Regions from separate parts of the Homo sapiens genome. Here all the other regions are linked to region 3. The links are chromatin contacts, found by Hi-C or POLR2A ChIA-PET in ENCODE. All regions are on one chromosome and are shown on one strand. The core of a region is the stretch at or near the end of the contact, and the rest is flanking DNA. Distances in the headings are between cores, read along the strand shown. Region 1 holds the start of PIWIL4-AS1 (PIWIL4 antisense RNA 1). Region 2 overlaps AMOTL1 (angiomotin like 1). Region 3 holds the start of SRSF8 (serine and arginine rich splicing factor 8).

What was found. A loop is a pair of places that touch in the nucleus more often than their neighbours do. ChIA-PET counts read pairs that join two places held with the same protein, here RNA polymerase II (POLR2A). Pooled maps may share reads with other maps.
Region 1: a pooled map shows a loop between it and region 3 (2.5-fold over the local background). The contact joins the promoter of PIWIL4-AS1 here to the promoter of SRSF8 in region 3. A Hi-C loop is called at or near these places in 4 of 50 pooled maps. POLR2A ChIA-PET finds 5 or more read pairs at or near these places in 3 of 52 experiments (HEK293, MCF 10A and WTC11).
Region 2: a map of naive thymus-derived CD4-positive, alpha-beta T cell shows a loop between it and region 3 (3-fold over the local background). The contact joins the enhancer-like site here to the promoter of SRSF8 in region 3. A Hi-C loop is called at or near these places in 3 of 168 maps with a recorded cell type or tissue (A673, endothelial cell of umbilical vein and naive thymus-derived CD4-positive, alpha-beta T cell) and 11 of 50 pooled maps. POLR2A ChIA-PET finds 5 or more read pairs at or near these places in 2 of 52 experiments (AG04449 and HEK293).

The regions. Positions count from the first base shown.
Region 1 is chr11:94,739,071-94,741,770 of GRCh38, forward strand. PIWIL4-AS1 (PIWIL4 antisense RNA 1) reads right to left here and starts at 1,285. Exons shown (of 5, transcript NR_135093.1): 1 at 1,148-1,285. It also overlaps a transcript of AMOTL1 not described here.
Region 2 is chr11:94,788,164-94,790,863 of GRCh38, forward strand. The region is part of intron 1 of AMOTL1 (angiomotin like 1); the gene reads left to right. Among named protein-coding and RNA genes, the nearest start is that of AMOTL1, 21 kb to the left of the region's middle. RefSeq lists enhancers at 693-1,193, 1,194-1,694. Within about 2 kb of position 1,373, at least 5 of the 41 ENCODE cell types and tissues checked have a DNase peak (open chromatin) inside an H3K27ac peak, as active enhancers do.
Region 3 is chr11:95,065,469-95,068,168 of GRCh38, forward strand. It overlaps SRSF8 (serine and arginine rich splicing factor 8), which reads left to right and starts at 1,451. Exons shown (of 1, transcript NM_032102.4): 1 at 1,451-2,700. The coding sequence starts at 1,759. The coding sequence ends at 2,607. RefSeq lists enhancers at 1,275-2,032, 1,757-1,946, 2,527-2,636 and a silencer at 1,427-1,506.

The sequences.
Region 1 (2,700 bases), core at 35-2,534, 330 kb before region 3:
GGTAGAACAACCAGAGGATCCATAGATGGCTGAAATAAGTAGAGGAGGCAAGTAATGCAGCCTGTTATTTTCAAGGAAAGCCAGGTATGGGTCAGAGCACAACACTGAAAGAAACATTCAGAGAGGAGGCTGAGGATATATAGATTTTGCTAGCGATGAACCATGAGTTCCAGAGGACAAATGGGAGGATTCTAGGAGTTGGGAGGGGATGGAGTGATGAGTGCAAACCCTCACCCAAACATATTTAATTCCTGGATTTGGGAGCTCAGATTATAAGAAGCAGGAAAAAGAAGAGGTTGGAGAGATAGGCTCAGCAGCTCAAGAATGCTGCCTTGCTTGGGGAGGACAGCCCCACCCCTGCTTCCCTGGGCTCCCTAAGCAATGCTGGCCGAAGGGGCTTTCTGTCCTTCATGGTGATTTGTAAACCAAAAACTGACAGTGGAAAAGCCAGAGATGGCTGAGTGTTTACAGGATGAGAGCACATTGGCTCAGATCGGGGCCCTTAGGCTGCTGCAGCTGGTGCTCTGATCACTTTGAGACAATAGAAGGCCCCCAGGAGGCTGCCCAGACTGTTGACCCTCCAATAGTCCTCCAAGGATGGAGAAAGGACAACCATTTCCATACTTGTTCCTTCCTTCCCACTGACCCTGTTATGGGCCATCAGCTGCGGGGCTCTCTCTGGAGCACACCCCAAGTCCAGCACCCTCGCCCCCTTAATGCAGAGCAGTCACAGTCAGTCCTGGGGGCTGGGGGGAGATACATAACACATCTGTCCAAGTTATCAGGCTACTGACTCAGAGGGGGAGGTTCTCACAGTGTTACATTAATTATTTTAGAATTTACAGTTCTCAGAGCATAACCATTGCTTCTACATTCTGTATTTGAAAGCAGTCAATCTTTTATAGAGTAGAAGGAGCACTGCTCTTCTCTCCTCCCCCACTTCTCCCTCACATACCCCTACCATAATGATGTCACGCATAAATTAACAACTTCTCAGCCTCGGTTTCCCAACCTGTGCAATGCAGCTCATATTACTTTGCCCACTTGAGCCAGGTGATCTCTTGAAGAGTAGGAAATAATGTTGGACTGGAGTTGGAATTCTGGTTCCAAAAGGAGGGGATTGGGGGGCATTTGGGTCTCCTCCTACCTTTCTGCAAGCTCTGAAAATCGTCCATCTCCTCAGGAGAAGCCCACAGAACAAACGATTTCCCAAGCATCAGAGGAGGGCAGACATAACATAACAGAGCAGGGAATCGGGTTAGAACGGGTTATGCTCTGATTTTTTGGAAAATGGGCAAACGGGGCGGGGACTAGGGAGGATTCCGCCAGCCGGGAGTTGGGAGGCCGCGCGCGCCTCTGCGGAGCGTGACGGCCACGGTCGCCTAGCAACGAGCGGGGATGCGCGGGGCGCCTGGGTGGGCGAGGGGTGCTCGCCGCCGCCGCCGCGCGCCCTCGGGCCCCCGGGACCGCGGGAAAACTTCGCGGCTCCTCGGCGCTGGGGCGTCGGCGCCAGGCCCGGCAGACAGAGCAATGCGCCCCGCGGGCTGAGGGCAGAGGATGCGGCCGCGGCCCAGCGCCCGGCCGGGGGAGCCGCGGGGTGGCACGCGGGGAAAGTTGGCGCGCGCCTGACCGCGCCTGGAAGCCGCGCGGTGCCAGGGCCGAGTTGTCCCCCAAGTTTCTGCGGCGATTTGTCACTCCCTGGGGATCTGGCGGTCTGAATCCCGCGGGGCCTCCGGCTCAGGGATTCTGAGCGCTGGGAGAGAGAAGCCCGCGCTTTTCCCGGGGACCTGCGCTTGAGCTGGTGCTTGTGCGGGTTCGTCCTGAATGGTAGCGATTCGAGTTGTTTTCTGCTTTTCTTCTCCCCCAGACAGTGAGTTTGTGGAAGCCTCGCCCGCATCCTACAGCCCAGACGAGTTAGGTAAGTCTGCTCATTTTGTCTTTTATTTCTTGGTCGCAATTCTGCCCGAGAACTGCGAGTTTGGGGGGCGTCCATAGGAACTCAGCTAGGGATGGGGCTGGGGTTGGAGGGCGGAGGGAAAGGGTCAGGGGACACCTGCTGCCTTCGCGGCCGGAACCGGCCTTTCCTCGGCGCTGTGCTTTCGGGGGTGGCAGGGCAAGTGTCCAATGAGCCGTGCGTGTGTGTGTGTGTGCGTGCGTGTGCGTGTGTGTGTGTGTGAGTGCGTGTGTGTGCGTGTTCGTCTGGGGCAGTGGTGCTGCTCCGAGGAGCCTGGCACAGCAAACTTCCAGAGCTGGGGCTTCTGAAACCTGCGCTCATCTTGCCGGGAGGACACAGCGGCGACTGGTTCTGACTTGCCAAGTACCTGGCACGAGAAGGACGTCGTGTGGGTCGTCCTTACCCTGAATTTAATGAAGTCAGGGGCTGAAAACGGCGGTGTAATCATTAAACTGTAAGACCTAGGAGCTGCTTCCCTCCCTGATTTCTATTCCTCAGTTAGCCTGTAGGTGTCTCGAGATAGGACATTCCATCCTCATGCCTGTCATGGTAAGTGGAGATTTGCGATGGGTGAACCGGGACACTCTTGTCAAGAGACAGGCTGAAGAGAGAGTGAAGAGAAGGAAATGCGAATGGGCAGGATCTCTCTAACTCTTCCTGCCACCCATTCTCACTCGGTGGCTTAGTGGCTCTCTTTTTTTTTTCTTCTGCTTTCAAGGTTAGTTTAGCTGCTACTGGTCTGGGCT
Region 2 (2,700 bases), core at 123-2,622, 280 kb before region 3:
TAGACTTAGACAGTGAGTTCAGTGTTCCCTAACATTGAAAGGATTTACTTAGGTGACTATCAGGAAGGGAACATGGTAGGTAATAGTTGGAAGTTGAACTACCTAATCTCTAATTTATTTTCCAGCTCTAACATGTTAGGAAAATAATGTACTCATGCTTTTAACCCCCTTCTCCTTACCCATAACTAAGCTACGCTGAACTCTCTATTCCTTAAAGAGACAACACTTTCATAACCCAGTCCTATGCTTTTGTTTTTCCCATGTTGGGCCGATCTTCCCTCACTACCACCTTCTCCACACCCCACAGTGGATTAACATCCTCCTCATTTTCCCTCCGGTTCAATTTCAGCCCACATATCTCTTTCTCCTTGTCACTGAAGCTCTATGTCCCTTCCGTCAGTCAACAGGTAGTAATGATTACTCATGGAACTCCAAAGCAGTATGTTCCTTTAACATACTTTGCAATAAAAATGGGTAGTTGTGTGCACGTTGGTCTCTGGAACCAAATCGTAAAATCCTAAGGGCCAAGGACAGTCTTACTCATTTCTTGCTATTTATAGCTCCACTCACAGTGATCTCTTGGACTCAATTGTTACTTTAAAGGTTAAGCATGTGCTCTGCATTTTGGTTTATATTGATAATATCTCAAAGATTTTTAAGTAAGCATTACAAAGTTAAACTTCAGACAAGTTTGAAGTTATTCAACACACATTCCACTTTCAGAGAGAGTCTAAGTTAAATAGGTGTCGGGGTCTTGATTTCACTTGTTTTCTGGAACATATGGATTGGTCCAGGGTTTAGAATTCAAGTTTGATGCCCATTCAAAAGACCTGCCATGTAGGGGTTGGGAATCTTGTAAACCCCACCCCTCAACCCCCAACTCCAAACCTCGGGTTTCAGGTAATGGTTGCTTGGGGGAAAAGAGAGTGAGAAAGCATATTCCAGGGAGTGCTTTTAGTTTAGTGGTGGAGCTTACTGTTTCCTTTTTATTTATTTCTGTATTTTTATTTTTTGAGACAGAGTCTAGCTCTGTCACCCAGGCTGGAGTGCAGTGGCGCAGTCTTGGCTCACTGCAACCTTTGCCTCCTGGGTTCAAGTGATTCTCCTGCCTCAGCCTCCCGAGTAGCTGAGACTACAGGTGCCCGCCACCATGCCTGGCTAATTTTTGTATTTTTAGTAGAGACAGGGTTTCACCATGTTGGCCAGGCTGGTCTCGAACTCCTGACCTCAAGTAATCCACCCTCCTCGGCCTCCCGAAGTGCTGGGATTACAGGCTTGAGCCACCGTGCCCGGCACTGTTTCCTTTTTAAAAACATGTGTTGCATGCAGGTGTTTGGAGGAGGCACTGCTGCCTGTCAGTGCTGCCCTTAAGATTGTGAATCAGCTAATCCAGATGAGCTGGCTTGGTTTCACATGAGGACTCCTAAACAGGCTGGCCCTTATTTTTCAGGTACTGGTCATAGGTTCTCCAGCCCTTTTGAAAACATTGTTTCCAGGGTATCCTTCTCCTTGAGCGGAGTATTCGGCTCCCTAGAAAAACCTCGAGTTCTGCCGGAATCAGAAGGCTTGATGGCTTACATTTAACTTTGAGGCTGCTGGCACACTCAGCAAATTCCTTAGCTCTTTGAAAGGTAAGATAGAAGCCACAGAATTGTTTGTTGCTGTGGTTAAAATCTCTGTTATAAAGTTATAGGAGGTTATTGTAATCTAGACAGTGAAATTGTTTTTAAATCATTAGGAGGTTTTGGATTACATGTAGCTGGCAGAAAGCTTTGCCCGTTGGTGACATAACACCTGGGAGTTGTTCTGCAGTTAGTGGTCTCTTTGAGGAATGGGTCGCTGGCCTGTAGAGTTGAAAGCACTAGTATTTGCTGCATAGGGGAGAGTAAGGGCCCCCTCATCTTACGGAGCTGAAAGGTACAAGGAATTATCTGGAATTCTCATAGAGACTGGCTTTGGAGGGATCTTTGTCTTTTCTTTAACTCTTACTTGGTACTGAGAACATTCCAGAGAATACCGCCATGTTCTTGCCATCAGTCAGCACGTAGTAAGAAGCATATGTCTTACATGCTACATGCTTGCAGAAATTAGCAAGTACACAGTACACTGCCTGTCTTCAAAGGGTAATGACTTCACCAGGGCCATAACACCAGCCTATTAAATGACTACTGCAAAATACTAGGCAGGTGAAATTTAAGTACCACAAGTTTTGTGTGCCTCAGATCATAAGTGTGGTGACAGTTGAGGGAAGGGAGATCAGTCAGGGCATGGGGGATGGTGTTGAGAGGCGTTCTAGAGGCGGTAAACTGAAGAGGTACATTTACTAGGATGAACTTTAGAGTAGTTAGGGGTGCATGTGAAGCCAGAAGGTGGCACTTGGAGAATGAGGATGACATGTTCACAGGATGCTGGGATGCTGAGGGGACCAGCAGGACTATGCACAGCTAAAGGGGGCCCTGTTTAGAGACAGCCTTGAAAACCACAAAAATTCCACCCTGAAGTTATAGTCCAAATCATTATGTGTAAGGGAGTGGCATGCCGGCAGTGGAATTTAAGGACAAGGGACTTCCTAGTTGTGTGTATTGTATGATAGCGGAATGACAGTTTCACGTCCTCCAGGGTTTAAACCTCATGGAGACTTTGAGCCTGTTGTATTAATGGCCTGTGGACAGATTCAGGAACTGACCCTTGGGAATTAGT
Region 3 (2,700 bases), core at 201-2,700:
CAGTGGGCTGCCTGTATTCTGTGACAAGGGATCCATTCATACCTAAGAGGACACATGAGCTCCAGTATACATGTCCAAGCATGTTCTGAGCAACACTGTAAGAGGCCAAAAGTGGAAACAACCCAAGTGCCCATCAACAGCACAAACATTTATACCATTGAATGCCTTACGGCAAGGTAACAGGATCAAGTACAGCTACATGGAACACATAGATGAGGGAAATAAAACACAAAATACATTAAAATATAAAAAGCACAATTCTATGTATATAAGGTTACATAACATTTTCAAAATCAGCAACGTTTTAATTAATTTAATTAATTTAGAATTCTCCTGCAGAGGAGTTTTCTCTCTTTTCTCCAATGTGTTAATTTATTTAATCATTTATTTACAACAGCACAGATTAATATTTATTTTATATTTTGGAATATGATATAGTAGTATTTTAGTTTGTTCCTTAAATTGTTCAAGATTTGGCCATTGGGAGCTGTTTTATTGGTTTTTGTACCCCTCTAAAATTACCCCATCAATGCTTTTGTTTGTTTTCTATTTATCACATCCTTATTTTCCAGCACTCCAAGATGCTCTAGGCCCTTTCTGTATATTTCCTTTCCAGATTTAGAAACTGTATTTCTTCATCAGTATTGCTAGATTGTTTTTTTCTTTAAAAGTGTTAGATTTCAGTTTTATTAATCATCTTTTTAAAAAAACATATTGTCCCTTTTATTTGTAATTCTATTTTTATTTTAATGTTTTATTTTTTGTTTTGGTTTTGTTTTACTAATTGCTTGACTTCAACATAAAAAAAGTTTTAGAAATGTGGTTATTAATTTTCAAGTAAATATGATTGGATTCAGGTTTTTTATTTTTAACCTTCAATATTATTTCACTGAGGTCCAGATGTGCTGAATTTATTGACCTATTAAATTTTAATTGACATTTATTTTGTAGTCTTGTATTGGGAAATTCTTCTGTTTTCTATATATTTTTGGTTGTTGCAGGTTATATGATCAAAATTGTTGTTTGTTGTGCAAATTATTATAGCATTACTAGTTTTGTTCTCTGCACTATTGATTTCTGAGAAAACGGTGTTACGGGGAAAAAACAAACTTCCATCATGAGTGCAGATTTTTCAGTTTTACCTTATAACTCTCAGTCTTGGCTATGTGTCACTGTTATGTGTTTAGGTGCGTTAAGTTCATCACTGTAATGTTTTCCTAGTGAATTTTCTTTTCAATAACTATGAAATGTGCTCCTTTGATCCTATCAATACACTGGATATTAATATTGTTGCCCTAGGTTTCTTTTGTTTAATATTTGTCTGGATTGCCTGTTCCCATAAATTGACCTTTAATCAGTTAGCTTTGTTCTTAAGATTGGTTTAAAACGTAGAATAATAGGGAGGAGCATGGGAGGGTGGGACGTCTAATGTAAATCCAGCCCAGTGATTACATTAGCTGGGCGCTGATTAGGTTAGGATGTTGCCCAGGTACAAGGCCAGGATCTTCGGGGCCTGGCTTCATTTGGAGTTCAGCTACCAAAAGGAAACCTTCCTCTGGGTCCTGGAGTATTTGGCCTGAAATTGGGAACTCGGAAGTTGCTGCTCCAGGGCGCTCCCTGCGGAGCTCCGCCGCCCGCCTCTCCGCCCGGCCTTTCCCGGCGTCCCCACGCGGGGCGCAACCGCGAGAAAGAAACGCAGGTCGCACCGTCAGCGCCCAGAGCAGCGCCAGTTTCCGGGCCCGGGCTGCTCTCGGAGCCATGAGCTGCGGCCGCCCCCCTCCCGACGTGGACGGCATGATCACCCTCAAGGTGGACAACCTGACCTACCGCACCTCTCCCGACAGCTTGAGGCGCGTGTTCGAGAAGTACGGGCGCGTGGGCGACGTGTACATCCCGCGGGAGCCCCACACCAAGGCGCCCCGGGGCTTCGCTTTCGTCCGCTTTCACGACCGGCGCGACGCCCAAGACGCCGAGGCCGCCATGGACGGGGCGGAGCTGGACGGACGCGAGCTGCGGGTGCAGGTGGCGCGCTATGGCCGCCGGGACCTGCCCCGCAGCCGCCAGGGAGAGCCACGCGGCAGGTCCAGAGGCGGCGGCTACGGACGGCGGAGCCGCAGCTACGGGCGGCGGAGCCGCAGCCCCAGGCGGCGACACCGCAGCCGATCCCGGGGTCCCAGCTGCTCCAGGTCCCGCAGCCGATCTCGCTATAGGGGTTCTCGCTATAGCCGGTCTCCCTACAGCCGATCTCCTTACAGCCGGTCGCGCTACAGCCGCTCTCCCTACAGCAGATCTCGCTACAGGGAATCTCGCTACGGCGGATCTCACTACAGCTCATCTGGTTACAGTAACTCTCGCTACAGCCGATATCACAGCAGCCGGTCTCACTCGAAGTCTGGGTCCTCCACTAGCTCTCGCTCTGCATCAACCTCCAAATCGAGCTCTGCGCGACGATCCAAGTCCTCCTCGGTCTCCAGGTCTCGCTCGCGGTCCAGGTCTTCATCTATGACCAGGAGTCCTCCCCGGGTATCCAAGAGGAAATCCAAGTCAAGGTCGCGATCCAAGAGGCCCCCCAAGTCTCCTGAAGAGGAAGGACAGATGTCCTCTTAAGAAAATGATGCATCAGGAAGCAACGTGATGGAGGACTTGGGGGAAAAGGATCACATACTCAGTCTATGGAAGCAACGTCCCTGGAAGAAGAGG